Linked DNA regions of Homo sapiens: region 1 is linked to region 2. A link is an interaction called in ENCODE POLR2A ChIA-PET data of the cell type or tissue named here. Cell type or tissue: A673. All regions are shown on one strand. Each heading gives the region's core, and the rest is flanking DNA. Links, peaks and the distances in the headings are about the cores only. Region 1 overlaps ZC3H13 (zinc finger CCCH-type containing 13). Region 2 overlaps CPB2 (carboxypeptidase B2).

Region 1 (12,588 bases), core at 2,801-10,800, 80 kb after region 2:
TACATGTGTCCAACCCATTGGATGTTCACAGACTGAACACATTTGTAAAACCACTCAAATCAGTAAGTAGGAAATTACTAGTTTCCCATAGTCCCCTTGTGTTTTCTTCTAGTCACTCCTCCCTACCCTCACCCCTCAAAGGTAACTACTGTCCTGATTTCTAGCACCATTGATTAGTTTTGTGTGTTTGAGCTCCATATAAATGGAATTGACAGCATGTACTCTTTTTGTGCCTAGCTTCTTTTGTTAACAGTATTATCTGAGATTGTACTTTATTTCACATATCATTCATTAATTGTTATTGCATCATTCTTATTGCTATATAGTGTTTTATTGTATGAATATGCCATAATTTAGTCTACTGTTGATGAACATTCAAGTAATTCCCAGTTTGGTGCTATTATGCATAATAAGGTGCTATTACTATTCTTAAACATATTTTTTGGTAAACATGTACAGACACATATCAATTTCTCTTGAGTTTATGGTTCGAAGTGGAATTGCTGGGCTGTGGAGTGTGAATGTGTTCCTCTTTAGTAGATAATTTCAGATCAAAAATGGTTGTTCCAGTTAACCATACGGTGTTTTTGCCTTTTTCATCATAGCTGTTCTAAAATTTTGTAGTAGTATCTTACTGTGGTTTTAGTTTGCATTCTCCTAATGAAGTTGAAAACTTTTTCACATGTTCACTGACCATTGTACACCCTATTTTGTGAAGTGTCTGTTCCAAATGTCTGCCGTTCTGCTATTGTGTTACCTGTTTTTTTTTTCTTGTTAATTAGAGGAATTCTTTATGTTTTCTGGATATGAGATTTTTATCAGATATATAAATATATTGTTAGTGTTTTCTCCCACTCTATGAGTTGCAGAACAGTCTTTTAAAAGAATAAATTGAATGTTCATTTTATTTTCCTGTTTCAAATTCCCTAATTTCCCATTGCCTTCAGGAGCAAGTACAAATTCTAACTACGCCTATAAAACTTTTGATTATCTGGTTACTCTTTGTATTTCCAGGCCCCACTCCGAAGTCTGTGGTTTTTATTTGGTTCCTTAAACTTCTTGTATTTGTTCATCATGTGTTCTTAAGGACCAATGAAGTAACATAAAAAGTAAAAGTATCATTGCAGTAGAATGTGTGAAAATATTTTGGTAATCTTGGAGGTTAGTACATCCTCCTTAAATAGGGCATAAAACCCAGAAGCCACAAACATTTGATTACATAAAACTAGGAGTTTCTGTGTAACTAAATGCAGAAGTTAAAAACAGATGAAATGGTAAAAGAAAATACTTGACATGTGTAACGTGTAAGCATTAGTAAAGATACTATATAGACATATAATGAGTTTCTACAAATACATAAGAAAAAGACGGCCTAGTTAAAAAATGAGTAAAAATATATATGTATCAGATAGGTAACTCACAGGAGAAATAGAACTGGCCAATAAATGCTCAATCTTACTGCAGGGAAATACTGATGAAAATAAAGAGATATGATTACTCACCCATTCGTTTGGCAGAAATGAAGAACATTAATGTTTTCAAGTGGGGGTTTACATTGGTAAAGGAGTTTTGGAGTACAGTTTGGTGTTATTAGAAATAGAAATTATACTTATTTTCAGTCTAGCAATGTAGTCTGAGAAATAATGTCATAGAAAAATACTTGCACTTGAACCAAAGTATATATCAAAATGTTCATATAAGTCTTGTTTTTAACAGCAAAATACTGGAAACAGTTCATCTGTCTTTAAGAAGGAAACTCTTTTAAGTAAGCTACGATAAAGTATGATCATATTAATGAAATGCTTTGCAGACGTTAAAATGAAGATAGTTGAACTCTATGACTTGGAAAGATCTTGTTTATAGGGCAGTGTTGAATGTTAAAGGGAAAAATGTAAAACATTATTTTCATGCATATGACACTAAACTGTTAGCAGTGTTATCACTGGAGTAAGGATGGCTGTAGGAGGAATATAAGGGAAATTTCATATTTTACTCTGTGTATTCAGAATTATTTAAGACTTTAGCAATGAGAATGTATCATAAAGGCAAAGTACAAAATATAGAATGGAATTCAAAAACAAGTGTCTGAAATCAGTTAATGAATTTAGAAAACGTCTCAGACAGCTTGAGGTTAAAAACTGATACACATAAATGATACTAACTCATTGGAAAAAGGTTAAATATAATTAGCATGATGTAACAAGGCAATTCACAAGTATTTATAGTTTTTAATCCTTATACATAAACCTTTTATATATCTATGATTATTTTTATACAATAAATTACTGGAAGTTGCTGATCAACACAGAGAGGGGAACATCACACACCAGGGCCTGTTGTGGGGATGGGGGGTGAGGGGAGGGAGAGCATTAGGACAAGTACTTAATGCATGCAGGGCTTAAAACCTAGATGACAGGTTGATAGGTACATCAACCTGTACCTATAGGTACAAACCACCATGGCACATGTATACCTATGTTACAAACCTGCACATTCAGCACATGTATCCCAGAACTTAAAGTAAAATAAATAAATTTTAAAAAAAGTTGCTGTATTAAAATTAAAGTTATGTATTGATGTTCTTAAGGCTTTTACCCATATTGACAAATAATTTTACAAGATAGATGTACTAGTTTGCATTGCTACTGCCAGAGAATGAGTATGTCCTTTATTTGTACCTTTACCAACAATTAATATTATAATTAGAAAAAATGGCTCCTGAATACATGAAAAAATATGTGTATACTTTCTTCATTTCTTTCTCTTTGTGAATTGCCTTGTAATGTCCTTTACCTGTTCTGTTAATTAGTAAGAATTCTTTATATAGAAAGAATCTTAACCTTTTCTTATGTGTTGCATATATTTTTCTGTTGTATATTCTTAAAAATATCTACCTTGTTAAATATACCTTTCTAATTATACTTGATATTTTTCTGATGACTTAACAATCATTTATGTGAATCAATTTTTATAAGGCAAAATTGTAGTGATAACCTGAAGCTACATGAGAGACATTTTCTAAATTTATTAACTGGCTTCAGACTCTTGTTTTTGAATTCCATCCTGTATTTTGTACTTCCTGTTTTTTCTTTTGTTGTCAAAATACTGTCAGTTGCAATGTGCCTATCTTGTAGTCCATCTCTTACAGGTTAGGAAAATATCTGAGTTTTTATTATATGCGTAAAATAAGCACCTTCAGAATAAAGACCTGAGAGCTTTTCTTCTGAGCAAACTATATTAGTTATATTTACTACATTGACTAGACTTTTTATTTATTTTGTTTTTTTTTTTTTGAGACGAAGTCTTGCTCTGTTGTCAGGCTGGAGTGCAGTGGCACGATGTCAGCTTACTGCAACCTCCGTCTCCCGGGTTCAAGCAATTCTCCTGCCTCTGACTCCTGAGTAGCTGGGACTCTAGGCACGCGCCACCTCGCCCAGCTAATTTTTGTATTTTTAGTAGAGACGGGGTTTCACCGTGTTGGCCAGGATGGTCTCGATTTCTTGACCTGATGATCCGCCCTCCTCGGCCTCCCAAAGTGCTGAGCTTACAGGCGTGAGCCACTGCGCCTGGCTGACTTACACATATATTTTAACTGCTCAGGCCTCTCCCCCTTGGTTGGATAGTTGAAAATTGAGAACTGAAAGCCAGCTTCTTCTTTCTTTTATGTGTTCTGTATTGGTGATATTTCCAGTTGCGAATTTTTAGATTGGCAGTGCCTTACTGATAATACAGTACCGTCAGAAACACTGTTAATCATTCTTCTCAATTAACTACTCTTTCCGTTGTTTTACCTGGGTATTTGGTTATGGAATTTTATTGAATTTAGGAACATAATCAAACCAGAACATTGACTCCTATTATTCACTGATGTAAAGTATCTCAATAGAGTACAAAATAATAACTGGAGATAGCTAGTATTCACTTAATTAAATTCAGTGTCTTCATTTTATCTAGTGAAAACTACTTGCCCTTAATTAAATATTTAGTAATTGCTTTCTGACTGAAAAACATGCTTTAGCCTATTTCATATATTTACTGAGAAATTGTCATTGTACTCCAACATAAGATGAGTAATCAAGCTTAGTCACACAGGTAGTGAATATATATAGTTACCCTCTCAGTCCCCAAGCATGAATGGATAGTTGTCATTCTAATGCATTTGAGCAATATATAACAGTGATGTTCATTTTCTTGGGTTTTAAGCAGTCAAGTAGGACTTCTTATGTTTGTTGTTTTTTTAGTTCTTCATTTTATTTCTTTTCCCAAGGTTAAGATATGATCTAAAGTGCTAGAAGTATATCTTGAGAAGGCACCTCAGTTTGTGGTCAGTCAAGTCCATCGTGGTCAATGAAATTCCCACCTCTAGGCTCCTGGGCATTTATGGCAAATGAGCGTGATGGGTTTGGGTGCTAGTGCCAGCAACTTCTATGTATTTTAATGAAATAGATCTACACACCACTCTTGATTTTTTAACCAATCTTCATAGCTTTTCATCAGAAAATATAAATGGAAATAGAAATATGGCATCAGATCCGTTGAGACGGACAGTTGTGATCTAAGGAAATAGTACAAATCACTTGTAAAGAAAATGTCATAAATCCTTTAAAAATTAGTTTATGTACACATTAGTACTAAAATTACTTTAGTTTTAGATATTAATCATTTGTCTCACAAATTTTAAAACTGAAAAGCCTATGGAAGCAATGTTGCACACGTAATATAACCTCACTTTGTATGATGTATTTTAGTAGCGTATCTTTAGGAAAATCAAGGAGATAATGAGTCGCATCGTATACAGCATGAAATATTGAAGGCTTTGGTATCTTTAAGGCTTAGAAATTCAGCTGAGTGCATTTTGTCTTTTAAAATTCCATCTCCTAACAAAAAACCCAACTTCCAAACAACCCAAAATTGTTTCCAGAAAACCCAGAAACTTCCAAAATATTTGGCTTTTCATGAAGAAATCAACCATGGTGATTTTAATCCTTTATAGAAATGGTATCTATTTCTTTTATCTTTTAGAAGTATGTGATCCTGATGAAAGACTCTGCTATTTAGATTTGTGTAAGAAATTAGTTGAAAAAAGTCTGTATGATTTTTGGCATAGATAATTATGCTAGTTTCTAACAGTAATGCAATTTTATTTTAAAGATTCTGACAATGGAGATATTAATTATGATTATGTTCATGAATTGTCATTGGAAATGAAGCGTCAGAAGATACAGAGGGAATTAATGAAGCTGGAACAAGAAAACATGGAGAAGAGAGAAGAAATTATCATTAAAAAGGAGGTATGCTATTTATTGCAATAAATATGTTAGTACTTAATAGCAGCATTTGTATTGATCAGATAACTCAGCTTCTTGCTACATCTTAAATTATATTAGTATACTGATATATTGATCAACCCACTGTATATGTACTACTCCATATATATTCATTTAATTTTCACATTATTCTATTAGATAAGTAGCAAATATTTATGTTATTGAATAGGTGAGCAAAGCTAAGAGTTTGTTGCCTAGAGTCACCAGCTAATGTAACATGGGGTTTGAATCTGCCTATGTCTGTTTCAGGCCCATGCTATTTCTAGAATGCCTTGTTTCTTTTCTAAAAAGTGAAGATACAGTTAATTTAAATATAATTTATGATTTTTCTGAGGAGATTTTGAAATTTTATGATTTTAATTTACTTTATTGAAACTGGTATATGTTAGGACAGTTATATTGCTTAAAATCATGGATTCAGGAGTCAGACTAATATCAACAGATAGTGGTTATTATAATTTTATTATTTTTATTTTTATTTCAAACTTTTTTTGTAGGGATGAGATCTTTCTCTATTACCCAGGCTGGAGTGCAGTGGCACTCACTGCAGCCTTGAACTCCTGGGCTCAAGGGATCCTCCCATCTCAGCCTCCCTAATAGCTGAGACCATAGGCACCTTCCATGCCTGGCTTTTTTTTTTTTGTATAAGAGATAGGGTTTTTTTTATGTTATCCAGGCTGATCTCAAACTCCTCACCTCAAGCAATCCTTTCACCTCAGCCTCTCGAGAAACTGGGATTACAGGTGTGAACCACTGCACCCGGCAATAATATTTAATTTTAATCTGAAGTTTGGTGTGATTCTAAAATACTGTAAGTCTTGTTGTACCATAAGTGGAGGAATTTCTGAATTGACTTACTGAATTTTTTTAAAGGTTTCACCAGAAGTGGTTAGATCAAAATTGTCCCCGTCACCTTCTCTAAGAAAGTCTAGCAAATCTCCGAAGCGAAAATCAAGCCCGAAGTCGTCTTCAGCTAGCAAGAAAGATAGGAAGACATCTGCAGTATCTTCTCCCCTGTTGGACCAGCAGAGGTCAGTAGGGTGATAAATAGTATCGAGAAAATAGCTTTTTCTGAAGTGATACTAAAAAGAATTAGTAGGTTATAAAAGGGTACTTTTAGTACATTTTATATTTAATGTAAGCTTTTTTGTTCTAAAAAGAAATTTGAAATGTTTCAATTAAAAAGACAATTATAGAGAACAATAAAACAAACATCTGTGTAACATCCACATATGCTTCAGAGCTTTTTATTTTTTAAGAAATAAAAATACAAGATACATTTCCTGTTCCTCTCTTAAATCTGGTGTTTATGATACTTGTGCATGTGTTTATACTTTAACTAATATGTGTTCTGCAATGTATAGTATTGCTTTCATCTATTGTAATAGGGATATATCATAACCTTCTGCACATTGCTTTTTCACTCAACATTTTTTATGTTTATATTGATACATATAACCTTAGTTCATTCATCTTAGTATTTATATTATAAATTTGTCTGCTTTTCTGTGGAACATTTATGTTGTTTCCGATTTTTAAACTGCTACAAATTATACACAAAAAATTTTTGTCTTTCAGTATATATTATCAAGAGATTGAATTCTTTATAACTTAGAATTACTGTAGAAGCCAGTTGAAGAAGTAAAAATAGAAATGATTATATTCAGGGACTAAGAATAAGGAGAAGATACATTTTCATTTAAGGTCACTCTGAACTATTTATATTTTATTTTAATTAAAGTCCATACCCTAATTTTATCTTAAAAAAAATGAACTAAAAATATCTTCTACCTAAGATTTAATCAGTTAACAAGCCCTGTCTATTTGAACCTGTAATGAAACTCATATTTATCTCCCTCCTTCTAGTTCCTAGAAACTAACCCTATTTCAGACTCTACTTAACTTTTTGCCTAGATTATTATATCACTAACTATATTGACTTTATGTAGTTTCTACCCACCACCCACACAGGTGAACATTTTCATTCAGCTACCTCAACCCATTTATTTTGTAGATGCTGTCAGAGAAATCTTAAAAGGACAATTCCAATTAATTTATTATACCATTGAAAAACTCAGTGGTTTTTCATTCTGTAGAATGAAATTCAGATTCCTTAGAATGACATTTACACTTTGGTCTTTTCTTTCTTGTCAGTAGTTTTTGTCCAGCTTCCTCCTATCTACCCCCTTCTATCTCAATTCTTCAATCTCTAGCTCAAATTTTAAGTTTTCCCATTTCTCTTTATGGAACATAAGTTCTGTTCCCTTTAGGTACCTATCAGATTTTGCTTATACCTCCATGTTGATAATAATTGCCTGTTGCATTATATTTCAGCTGTGACTTATGTTTTATAACCTTTATTAAATTTAAGCTCCTTGAAGATTGGGATCTTGGTTATTCATAGTTCTGTCTTCTCATAGTGCCTACTTGACATAGAACTTTGCATTGTAATAAGGCACTTAGTAAAGTTGAGTTGATCCTCTCCCTCATATTGCCTACTTGGCATAGAACTTTGCATTTTAATAAGGCGCTCAGTAAAGTTGAGTTGATCCTATCCTTTGTTCATGCAATTGAGTAAATATTGCAAAGGTATATTGAAGAAGTTGAATGAACAGAGAGTGATACGCTCCACTTCACTTGCTCTTATCCTCTTGGCTAACCAGCTATGTAACTTTCCCTCAATTCTATTCATTTCCCCAATAAACTGCATACTAGAAATACCCTTTCTTCCTTGTCTTATCTGTTCTGTTTATAGAATATTTGAAACTTAATCTTTTCATAGAAAGTTTTGATAACTATTTAGACAAAGGGTTAGTTTCATCTTTTACATACAATCTCTTTTGCTTCTTTATTAGTAACACATCCTATTATAAATATTTGTCATGAATAATCATTCACACTGGTTTAATTACTGTATTTCTTATATTCTACTATGTTGTTGACTTTACGATGCACCGTTAATTTAATAATAAAAGCAAAAGGACCTGGAAAAACAGTATATTAAAAATACAAAGAAAACATTTAATTGAGTATAGCATTTCTTTTCTTTTTTTTTTTTTGGAGTATAACATTTATGCAGTTTACATTTCCTAGAGTGTGTCAAGTAATCATCTTTTAATTTTATTGCTGGATCATACTATCAACTCAGAACATACTAAGCACATGTAAGGATTAGAATTTCAGTTAAAACTCAGTGGAGTATTTTAACCAGTGTCAGCCAACTGAGGTGTGATAATCAGGTAAACAAATTTCTTGGTGGTCTTACTAGGTTATCATATTGAATGGAAAGATATAATTACTGACAAATTAAAACTTACACTTTTCCCTGAAAGCTGGCATTTTTCTTTGTTTGACATTTATTTTGAGATATAGTCTGATAGTAAGATTTGTCCTGATATATGAGATATGGTATAATCTAAAATCATAAATATATTACCTATTCTGTCCATCTGCACTTTTAATCTTAGTTTTTATTAGGTGAATTTTTCTTTATAGCTCTTTGTACAGAGAATATTAAGTATGTCAAAAGCTAATCTAAAACAATAGTTTTGAAGAGAGAGAGAAAAGATTAAAAACTGATAAAAGTAAACAGGTGGGCTCTTTGCCACAAGTCTGAAGTAGGCTCTGTGCCACTGAAACAACAATTAGTTGACTTTTTAAATGTTGAAGATCTTGGTGATTTCAGAATACACAAAACCAGTTTTGGCCTCTTCAGTTGGAAAGCACTGTAACGTAATTGTGTTTTCTAACCACATATAATTTTGATGGTAATGTGAAGAAATGCTGTACTTTAGTAAGTATATTAGAATAGTCCAGATTGTGATTATAGCCAAGTCCCAAAATGTCGGTGGTTTAACACAACAGAAGGTTATTTCTCACGTAAAGTCAAAATGAGTGTTTCTGATTGACAGATGGCTGTCCTATATATGGAGATTGAGTAACCCAGGCTCCTTCTGACCATGATTCCACTTTCTTGGGTTTTCAAGGAAACCAAAGAACGGGATGTACAAAGAAAAACGGAAATTGAGTATTGCAGTTATTTAGCTCTATAGTTTACAATTGCCTGGCATATGAGAGCCCTTTGAAATTTGGGCCTGGAGGTGGTATACATCATTTCCACTCACGTTCCTTTGGCCAGGTCTTGGTCACTTGGCCATGCTTAATTTCAAGAAAGTGTAGATAGTATGGTTTACCACTGTGCTCAGAAGAAAAGTTTGGTAAACCCCCTGCTAGTCTCTGTCACAGGTGATAATGTAAAAATAGTTTGTGTCAAGAATTCCTTTGTTGTTTAATCATGAAATTTTAAAAGATAATTTTGATACAGATGCTAATTATTGATCCGTTTTTATCTTTAAAGTAGAAAAGTATCCAGAAATACAGATATTTATCACATATCTGTTAGGGTGCATAAGAAGATTGAGTCATCTCATGAATATGCAATGAGATATGTGGCTAATATAGTTGTTGGCAGAAGACAAGGATGAAAACTAGATTTAGTCGTCATATTTTAGTAATTTCCTACTTGTTTACATGGTTAACGCTATGAGTGATAATAAGACATAGGGATGAGGACTAAGAGAGCTACATTTTCTCAATGCTATGAGTCAAGTGCTTTTAAAATATTGCCAGCAATTTTGAGGTAGATACTATCTCATATATATATATGGCTAAGAACTCTTGGGACTTGAGAATTCTGAGAATTCAGCATGATAGGAAATAAGTTCTAGGATTTTAGGCTTAGGTCTTCATTTATAAATATCAGTAGATAGTGAGATTAGTAGATAGTGAAAACTCACCAGATGTATGAAAAGGGTTACTTGCAAACCTAGTACCAGACTGAACACTCTGAGCAGATGGCTTACACAGAAACGTTAATACAGTAAACAGGAACAAACTTAAATTATAAATTCATTTATAAGTTTAGTGCAATTTGTGAGGATATTGTATTTAGAAGACAAAAGCAGTTGATTATGGGAAAAAAACTGTGAACAACTATATTTTTATTTTATTTTATTTTATTTTATATTTTTGCAGGAGACTGGAGTTTTATTAATCAATCTCCCTGAGCATTTGGGGATCAGAGTTTTAGAGGACAACTTGGTGGCGGGGCAGCAGGGAGACTGGGGGAAGCCAGTAAGCCAGGAGTGCTGACTGGTCAAGTCAGAGATGAAATCCGAGGGAGTCGAAGCTGTCTTCTTGTGCTGAGTCAGTTCCTTGGTGGGGGCTACAAGATCAGATGAGCCAGTTTATCGATCTGGTTGGTGCCAGGTTGAACAACTTTTTTTTTTTTTTTTGGGACAGAGTCCCACTCTGTCACCCAGGCTGGTGTGCAGTCAGCTCACTGCAACATCTGCCTCCTGGGTTCAAGCGGTTCTTCTGCCTCAGCCTCCTGAGTAGCTGGGATTACAGGCGTGCGCCACCACACCTGGCTAATTTTTGTATTTTTAGTAGAGGCGGGGTTTCACCATGTTGGTCATGCTGGTCTCGAACTCCTGACCGCCTCACGATCCGCCCACCTTGGCCTTTCAAAGTGCTGGGATTACAGGTATGAGCCACGTCGCCCAGCCTGAACAACAATATTTTAAAAGAGAAAAGAGTTCAAATGGAAAATCATAGAATAGGACAGATGCAGTGGTCTGAGGTGGACAGATCACTTGAGCCCAAGAGTTTGAGACCAGCCTGGATAACGTGATAAAACCCTGTCTCTACAAAAATATGAAATTTAGCCAGTTGTGGTGGTATGCACCTATACTCCTAGCTACTCAGAGGGCTGAGGCATGGGGATCACTGGAGCCCTGGGGGTCGAGGCTGCAGTGAGCCATGATTGTGCCACTGCACTCCAGCCTGGGCAACAGAGCGAGACACTGTCTCCAAAAAAAAGAAGAAATCAAAAAATAGCAGAACAACGAGATTGCCAAATTTAGAATTAGCAAAATGAGTACTACTTTAAAAATTACTGAATATAAAGACAGATTTAAGATCCTGGAAAAGCAGGAAAAATGGAAATGACAGAGACATCTAACATGGAGGAGAGATCCAAGAGATACAGTAACTGTGTAATAAAGAGAACTGCAGAGACTTGGGTCATAAGGAAAAGTTTTGAAATGAAAATAGAAGAAATTGAGTAAAAAGTTTGAAGTTTCAGATTGAAACAGTCCATTTAGTGCTGGAAAAGATTTTTTGAAAATACCTGGATTTAGTGAAAATCTTTTTCCAGTGAGTAATTTTCAAGGGATAATGTTCATAAGCATGCCAACAGAAAAACCAGCTTACCTGAATAGTAAAAAATTTGATTTTCTTTGGACTTCTGACCTGCAACGTTAAATGTTACAAAATATTTTAACTAGAGCTCTGAGGTAAAAGGATTTTGACATGAAAATGCTATATTCAATTAAACTATTGTTAAAGTAAGAGGCAAAGACAGCCAGTTTTGAATGTGTATGGGATCAAAGTTATACTATTTACTTAAAATTACTTAAATTGCCAAAAAGAGGCACTTAAAGAACAAAATTTGTACCCCAAAATCAATTACAAGTAGATTAAAGACAAATGTGAAAGGCAAAATTACAAAATTTTAGGAGACCATCTTTGTGACCTCAGAGTTGGTAAAAATTTCTTAAATAAGATTGAGAAATTTATGATGAATATATACTGACAGTGGTTGATATTTCATTTGTAGATGATGTAATTGTGTTTTTTGAATAATGATGAAAACCTGGAAGCCACCTGAAAAACTATGAAATTGTTTTAGAAAGTTTTGGAGCATCTATTCAGGGAAATTCTATACAGTCAATAAAAATGATTACCTAAATCTGCTTTTTTAAAAAAAATTTTATTTTGAGTTAGAGTCTTACTCTGTCACCCAGACTAGAGTGCAGTGGCGCAATCTTGGCTCACTGCAACCTCTTTCTTCCGGGTTCAAGTGATTCTCCTGCCTCAGCCTCTGGAGTAGCTGGGATTACAGGCACCCACCACCATGCCTGGCTAATTTTTGTATTTTTAGTAGAGATAGGGTTTCACCATGTTGGCCAGGCTGGTCTCGAACTCCTGACCTCAAGTGATCCACCCCTCCCTCCTCTGCCTCCCAAAGTGATGGGATTACACCATGCCCAACCTAAATCTACTTTTTGTTACAGAAAGATGCTCACACTATGTCTATGTTCAATATTTGAAAATTTTGCAAAATATTGTAATAGGATATCCCATGAATGTATGTGACACACACACACACACACACAGAGTTACCATTTCCAATGATGAG
Region 2 (8,000 bases), core at 1-8,000:
AGCACACTAGAATAAAAATGCTATGTAAGGCTAGAAAACCCACTGGGTGACTACGCTACTCCAAGGGCCCAGAGAACATTCTGTTTATGAAAATAATAAGGAATGTGCTGGTGAGATGAGAGGGTTACCAGCATCACTGAGAAGCTTGTTAGTGGCTTTTTCACAGTCAAAGGAGATTTTTCTTTAAATTTAATTTTCTTGAATAAATACAAGAATAGGAGTTCTTTTGGGTTTAAAAAGTAAATAATACAGAAAAGCATAAAATTAGGGAGAAAATACTAAAATTTCACCATCCTGGTGAAAATATGAACATGTTTGTGATCATCCTTTCATACATTTCTCCACATAGTTATACCTCCCTGGGTATAATTGTATACTAGTTCAATGTTGTATCTCCTATTGGTACTATAGAAACCTTTCTTTTAAAAAGAATCTCATTTGTTCTTCCCCTGCCACTTACCCAAGGCTTCAATTGCCATTTCCCACCCTCCAAATCAAAGCTAACAATGTGTTGTTTATTTATGTATAATTTTCTCCTGATTTTAACACATATAATTTTTCTTTATCTTTCTAACTTTTTTTCCAAAAATAGGATCATATTTCATAAAGTTCTCCATATCTTGCTTTTCTCCCTTAATATGCCATTTAAAGCCCCCAAGTTAACTGTTATAAATCAAACTCATTTTTTATAATGACTGAAAAGCATTCTAGAATGTGGAGACACTACCAACATTCGACAATTCTGTTACTGCTGAGCATTCACATGGTTTTTAGGTTTTGTTACTATGAATAATGCCGTAATACACATCCTTGAACATGTATCTTTAATCAGTGGTTTAATAGTTTATGCTAAACTTGTACCAGAGATTGACATAAAATTTCTCAGTCTAGCTACTTTTCCCCTCTTCTAATAAGCAAGTCTCTCCATAGACTTATTTCCAGAATTCAGAATATTTTACTCAGGATTTCCAAAATAAAGCCACCCTCCACCCTTGTTAAAGTTATCCTTGGTGGGCGCGGTGGCTCACGCCTGTAATCCCAGCATTTTGGGAGGCTGAGGCGGGTGGATTGTCTGAGGTCAGGAGTTCAAGACCAGCCTGACCAACATGGTGAAACCCCATCTCTACTAAAAATACAAAAATTAGCCGGGCATGGTGGTGCACGCCTGTAATCCCAGCTACTCAGGAGGCTAAGGCAGGAGAATCGCTTGAACCCAGAAGGTGGAGGTTGCAGTGAGCCAAGATCACGCCATTGCACTCCAGCCTGGGTGACAGAGCGAGACTCCATCTCAAAAACAAACAAACAAACAAAAACAAACAAAGGAAAACAAATAAAATTATCCCTATAAATCACAGCTCAAATGTTACCTTTCTAACTTCTAATTGCCTACAAGATAAAGTCCAAATTTCTCAGCATGCATTCAAGACCTTCTCTAGGGAAGGATGAACATAACTTCCCACACTCATTTCTGTTTAGCTCCCATTCTTCTCTTGCTTTAAACACCCGTATCCTATACTTGGCAACAATGAACAAGAGCCATTTTTCCAAAAATGCCCTTTATCTCTTGCTATTGTGCCTTTACCCACTCTTAGACATTCTTACACACCCAGACATCCCTTCTATGAAGCCTTTGCTAATAATGACAAACAGAAGTTATCATAACCTCTTTTGTGCTTTGAGAGCTCTTGGTACATGGTTTTCTTAAATAAGATGATTTATTTGGAATATTTTTAGATTTACAGAAAAGTTGCCAATTGTAATACAACTGTATACCCCTCACCCAATATACCCTAATGTTAACATTTTATATTATCATGATGTATTAGTAAAAACTGAGAAATCAACATTGTTATATTACTATTAACTAAACTCCAGACTTTTTTGGATTTCACCAGTTTTCCCACTAAAGCTCTTTTTCTGTTCCGAGATCTAATCCAGAACACCATGTTGCATTTAGTCATAATGTTGCTGTTGTCTAATGTCTTGAGTGCTGTTGTTCCATACATTTTGTCCAGGTTTTTAGTTATTTCATAAAGGAGGGTATAACTGGAAGCAAAGTCTAAGATTAGTTTTAAATAAAGCAAGAGGAAGCATTTTTTCTAATTTAAAATATATCTATCGTCATATTTCAAGGGCAATATTTGTTTGAAAATAAAAGAAAAATCTCGTTCAGTTAAAAAAAAGGGGGGGCTCAGAGCTGGCAAATGCCACCAACATGCTTAATTTTAATTTAAATAAAATAGTTCTTGTGAGGTTACTCAGTGGTATACTGGAAACCTGAGAATGCCATTGCCGTTAACAGAGTCCACAATCCCTCACCTCACTGCTTCCTTTCTCTCCTTATCACTTACCTATAAAACTGGATGGAGAGCTGCAGAAATGAGGACATTTGCTAAGAAATTCTTTCTTTTCTAAGTGGTATGTGAAAATAAAGTAAATTCATGTTGAGTCACATTAATCTATTGCCTTGGCTGTGTAAGAATCACCAAGAATTCTCACAACCTTAGCAACAGTTGCAAAATAGAAATACAACAAAGCAAAAGTGAGAAAACCAACCAAGTGTCTGCTTTTTAAACAATCTATTGATATAATTCACCACATTAAGATATTAAGCCAGAAAACCCATATGCTCATCTTATAGAAAGCATTTAAAATCCACACTTATTCATCATAAAAACTCTTAACAAAGAGCAAGGAGTTTTTTAAAACTGATAAAAGACATCTACCAAAAATCTACAACAAGCATTCTAATGGTAAAATATTTTAAGGTTTTTCTTAAAAATTAGGAATCATGCATTTTATCTCCACTTCTATTCAATGTTGTACTGAAGTCCCAGGCAACACAGCAAGACAAAAAGGAAGGGGAAAAGGGGCTCTATAAGCATTGAAATTAAAGAAGCAGAACGTATTAAAAGTACATTAAGTACATTAAAAGTAACGGCAAAAACCGCAATTACTTTTGCACCAACCTAATAGTGTGTGCAGATGTAATGATTACTTGCAAAGAGAAATATCCCCCCAAATATCTATACCAAAATTATCAAAACTACCAAGAGAGCTAAATAGAAAATCAACACCAAAAATCATTTTTATTTCTATATCTTAGCAAAAAAGAGCTTAGAGGTGGCATGTTAAAAGTTACCATTTACTAACGAAAAGGCAAATTTGTTAGAAGAAAACATAATTTAAAAATGTGCAGCCGGGCACGGTGGCTCACGCCTGTAATCCCAGCACTTTGGGAGGCTGAGGCAGGAGGATCACGAGGTCAGGAGTTCGAGACCAGCCTGACCAACATAGTGAAACCCAGTCTCTACTAAAAATACAAAAAATTAGCCAGGTGTGTTGGTGTGCACCTGTAATCCCAGCTACTCAGGAGGCTTGAGGCAGGAAAATCGCTTGAACCAGGGACGTGGAGGTTGCAGTGAGCCGAGATGGCGCCACTGCACTCCAGTCTGGGCAAAAGAGCGAGACTCCGTCTCAAAAAGAAAAAAAAAAAGTGCAACATCTTTATGGATAAAATTGTAAAACTTTTGGAAAGGCATTAAAGAATAGATAAATGGGCTGTGTGCAGTGGCTCACACCTGTAATCCCAGCACTTTGGGAGGCTGAGGCGGGTGGATCACGGGGTCAGGAGTTCGAGACCAGCCTGACTAACATGGTGAAACCACGTCTCTACTAAAAAATACAAAAATTAGCCAGCCATGGTGGTGTGCACCTGTAATCCCAGCTACTCAGGAGGCCGAGTCAGGAGAATTGCTTGAACCTGGGAGGCGGAGGTTGCACTGAGCCAAGATCGCTCCATTGCACTCCTGCCTGGGTGACAGAGTGAGACTCCATCTCCAAAAAAAAAAAAAAAAAGAATAGACAAATAGACAAATTCACTGTATTTATTAATAATGACACTCAGAATCATGAGTATATCTGTTCTTTCCAAATTATTAATCTATTGATCCAATATAATTCTAATGAAAATTTCATTTTTTTCATGAAACATAACAAGCTGATTTTTAAAAATTATGTGAAAAAGCAAAGGATCAAGACAAGAGGCTTGTAAAAAAAAAAGAATTGGGCAGGGCAGAGGGGAAGCAAGAGTTTGTTCTCTAAGATATTAGGATGTAATATGAAGCTACCATCACTAAGATGAGTAGTATTGGCTCAAGGGTAGACAAATATATCAATAGAACATAATAGAGAACTAAGAAATAGAGCACATTATATTAGCAAGGGTAATCCTTGATTATGCTATAATCACTAATAAAACCTGAAACAGCTTTACTTAATACAATATAGGGTTAATTCTGTCTTAGTACGTTTGGGCAGTTATAACAAAAAATACCTTAAGTGGTGCAGCTTATAAACAACAGAAATTTATTGCTCACGGTTCTGGAGGCTGGGAAGTTCATGACAAAGCACCAGCTAATTCTTGTGTTTGGGGAGGGACTATCTTCCGCATAGACAGAACCTTCCCGCTATATATTCACATGGTGGAAGGGGGAGGGGATCTCTTTTTTAAGGTCACTAATCCCATTCATGAAGCCTCTCCCCTTATGACCTAATCACCTCCCAAAACCCTCATCTCCTAATACCTTGGAGGTTAGGATTTCAACATAGGAATTTTGGGGGGACACAAACATTCAGATCAGAGCAATTTCTCACTCATAATACTAATTGATGAAGGTCATAGAACTCTCCCTGGTGCTCTCCTTCAACTTGGAGATCTTGGCTGCTTCCATTATGCAACTCCACATTTGAGGCTCTTTGCTTCTGGCCGCAGGATGAGAGGGGGCACGTGCACATGAAGACACACCTACTCTTAGGCACCTATAACACTCCCACGCATTCCCATTGGCAAAGCTCAGGCACTGGCTCTCAACACAACCACACGGAAGGCTGGGTAATGAAGTTTTTCTGTCTATGCAGGAAGAGGCAGTGGTGTTGATGAACCAACATTTTCTCTGCCAAACAGTATGGAAACTTGATATATGACAAAATTGACATAGTGGATCCCTGGGAAAAATATAGATGATGTAAAAAATCATAATAATAAACGATGCTAAGAAGAAAAAAAAAGAAGTCTATTTCTTCTTTACACTGCACCCAACCAAATAATTTTCAATTGAATTTAAAATTTAAATAAGAAGGACAGAAGAAGTATATGAGAATATCTTTATATCCCAGATATCTAGAAAGACATCTTAAACCACACAAACCTGGAAGGAAATGATTAAAAAAAAAAAAGCACATCATCAAGAAAGAGAAAAGACAAATTACAAACTGCTAGAAGATATTTGCAATACATATAACTGACAAGAAATTAGTATTTAGAATATATAAAGAAATTATACAAATTAACTACTACAAAAATACAAGTAAATTAGAAAAAAATGGGCAGTTGATCTGAATAAACATAACATATAAGCAAAAATATGAATGGCCGATAATCAAATATAAACAACTGTACTTCATTAATAAGTCAGAAAATGAAAATCAAAATCACAAGAAAATTTCATTTCATAAAAATTTGATTGCAAAAGTTGAAAAGTCAGAGAGCATCAGGTATTGGCAAGGAGGAAGAACAACAGGAAATCTTTTCCACTGCTACTGACAATATAAATTGATACAAAAAACTTGAGGACTGATATGACACTATCCTATGAAATTAAAACTGTGCATATCCCATGAAATGGCAATTCCACTTGTAAGAAAATGCTTTCACGTGTGAACTATGGCTAGCTACTTCAACACAGATGATAATCTTGAGAATACAATACCGAACAAAAGAAAAACAAGATTCAGAAGAATACATATAGTATACCATTTTTATAAAGTTGAATCAGGCAAATCTAAGGGTATTGTTTCAGAATTCACACATACATGTGTTTAAAAATCCATGCTATAAAGAAAAACAAGGGAATGAGCAAAAGTCAAAATTTAAGGTAGAGGATACCTCTGGTGATGTGGCAAGGGGGTAGGACAGAGAGGAGCACACAAGGATCTTCAGGATGTCAAGGAAGCTGGACTTTTTAAGTGGGGTGATGGGTTCACAGGCATTCATTTTATTGTATAATTAACTAGGATCAGCATAAATATTCCCTTATGCATCAAATATTTAATTTTTAAAATTAAAACACACATGCACGCACAAGAAAAAGGAAAGAAGTAAATACTCTGTAAACTGACCCCCAGTCAAGAGAGCTGTTGATTTTGCAATTGCTTAGGAGCATAAAGACTGAGAGTATATGTTCTCTTATTACACTGAATCTGTAGTAAGATCCTCTGTCCTAATAACATTTTAAATTTTGTTTCCCTTTTGCAATTACCTAAAAGCTCCTCACAGTATAATATATTCCATCTTTACTCTTTATTTAATATCAAAATCCTCTTTTATTTTTTTCCCCAGTGGCCAAGTTCTAGCTGCTCTTCCTAGAACCTCTAGGCAAGTTCAAGTTCTACAGAATCTTACTACAACATATGAGGTAATTTCTCCCTAATTTATGTTTATATTGGTTTCACTTTGTATAAGCACTGGGTGTTGAGTTTCCTCCTGTATGTTGTCTGGCTTACATGTATCTGGTATGAACTCTTCTTCTCATAGTCTTCTCTCCCTTCTCATAATCACATGATTTTGTTGGTTCCCCAAATCAACACTTCTTCACTTGTGCTATTGGCTTTCCAGCCAATTTCATAATAGTACCTTGGGATATAAAGTGTGCACTTACAAAGAGGCTACAGTAACAGAAATTAAAATATTTATAAATAAAACCTTACTCATGAAACAATGGTTCTTAACCAAGGATGCACCAGAAAGACAGAGTACATTTATTAAAATTCTCACCCAGGCACCCATCTCGACATAATGTCTAAGATGTAGAAAATTGACAAGAATTACAGAATATTAATGGCAGTGGCGGCCCATCTAGAGCGGCTGCTGCCATGCGGGAGGCACGGCTGGGGCTGTGTGCTCCACGGAGCCAGCAGAAGCCAGGAGGAGGTAAAAGTCCCGCCCCCTTCTGTGATGGCAGGGCGGCAGCCTCATGCTCCCCAGGCGCAGCTGCAGCTGCCCGCTGCAGCTACAGACCTGGACATCCCTGTGCTCTTGGGGGCCAGGAGCAGGCAGGAGCCCTGCCCTCCTGGGCGCAGCTGCAGCTGCCCAGCTGGGGTTGCAGACCCAGGCATTTCTGCACTCTCAGTGTTCTGAGAAGGACCCTCATTCCCCTACAGGCTCGCAAGTGCCTGCTCCCACTGTCTGGTCTCTCCGAGTTCCTGGTGCTCACTCCAATCTTGGAGCAAAATTGAGGCTGAGCCTAGGTGTTGTCACAACCTGGCTGGCTGTGTGCATGATCAGAGCGGTACTGACATGCTAGCCCCCTGCTGCCTCAGCCCCCTCTGGACTTTGGGTACTGACGAGCACAGGAGGGAAGCCAAGGGGGTGGCTGAGGGCTTCTCGGCACTGGCCTGCAGGCCCCCTCAGCTGGAAAATCCTGGGTGCCATAAATAGCCGTAGGAGGCAGACAGGATCCTAGGCAGAAAAGGGCGGGTCCCTGGTGAAGCCCCACCTTCAAGCCCAGGAAGGCTGCCAGTCCCGTGGACCGCAGTGGGAACTGACGGTGATTTTTCCGCACCCGCCTATGGCCACCCATGAACCAATCAGCACTCACTTCCTCCCATCTGAAGCCCATAGAAATCCCCCGGATTCAGCCAGACTCTTCTGGAGAGACATGGGGAGGACCAGCTGTAGAGAGGAGCCACCCACTCCAGGGTCTCCTCTCTGCTGAGAACGAACACTCATCAGGACACCCTGGCTGCAGAGAGGAGCTACCCACCGCGAGTCTCCTCTGAGCTGTTCTATTACTCAGTAAAGCTCCTCTTCACCTTGCTCACCCTCCGCTTGTCCACGTACGTCATTGTTCCCGGGCGCTGAACCTGCCAAATGGTGGAGGTGAAAGAGCTCTAACACAAACAGAGCTGAAACACGCCCCTTGCTTGCCACGTTGTGGGTG

What was found. Peaks named below come from ENCODE experiments on the same cell type or tissue, not always from the same donor. Only the 100,000 strongest peaks of a DNase experiment are listed, where the experiment ranks them.
Region 1: POLR2A ChIA-PET joins it to region 2 with 8 read pairs; 2 of 35 experiments call an interaction of 5 or more read pairs at or near these places.

The regions. Positions count from the first base shown.
Region 1 is chr13:46,004,118-46,016,705 of GRCh38, reverse strand. It overlaps ZC3H13 (zinc finger CCCH-type containing 13), which reads left to right. Exons shown (of 19, transcript NM_001330564.2): 6 at 5,152-5,291; 7 at 6,201-6,358. Among named protein-coding and RNA genes, the nearest start is that of ZC3H13, 42 kb to the left of the region's middle. In A673, for the core only: a CTCF peak has its summit at 6,347 (motif pointing right); DNase peaks (open chromatin) are centred at 6,345 and 9,775; H3K27ac peaks cover 5,860 bases.
Region 2 is chr13:46,086,221-46,094,220 of GRCh38, reverse strand. It overlaps CPB2 (carboxypeptidase B2), which reads left to right. Exons shown (of 11, transcript NM_001872.5): 2 at 6,401-6,476. All of the region lies in intron 1 of CPB2-AS1 (CPB2 antisense RNA 1), which reads right to left. Among named protein-coding and RNA genes, the nearest start is that of CPB2, 15 kb to the left of the region's middle. RefSeq lists an enhancer at 6,978-7,477. In A673, for the core only: no CTCF peak of the experiment used is centred there; no DNase peak of the experiment used is centred there.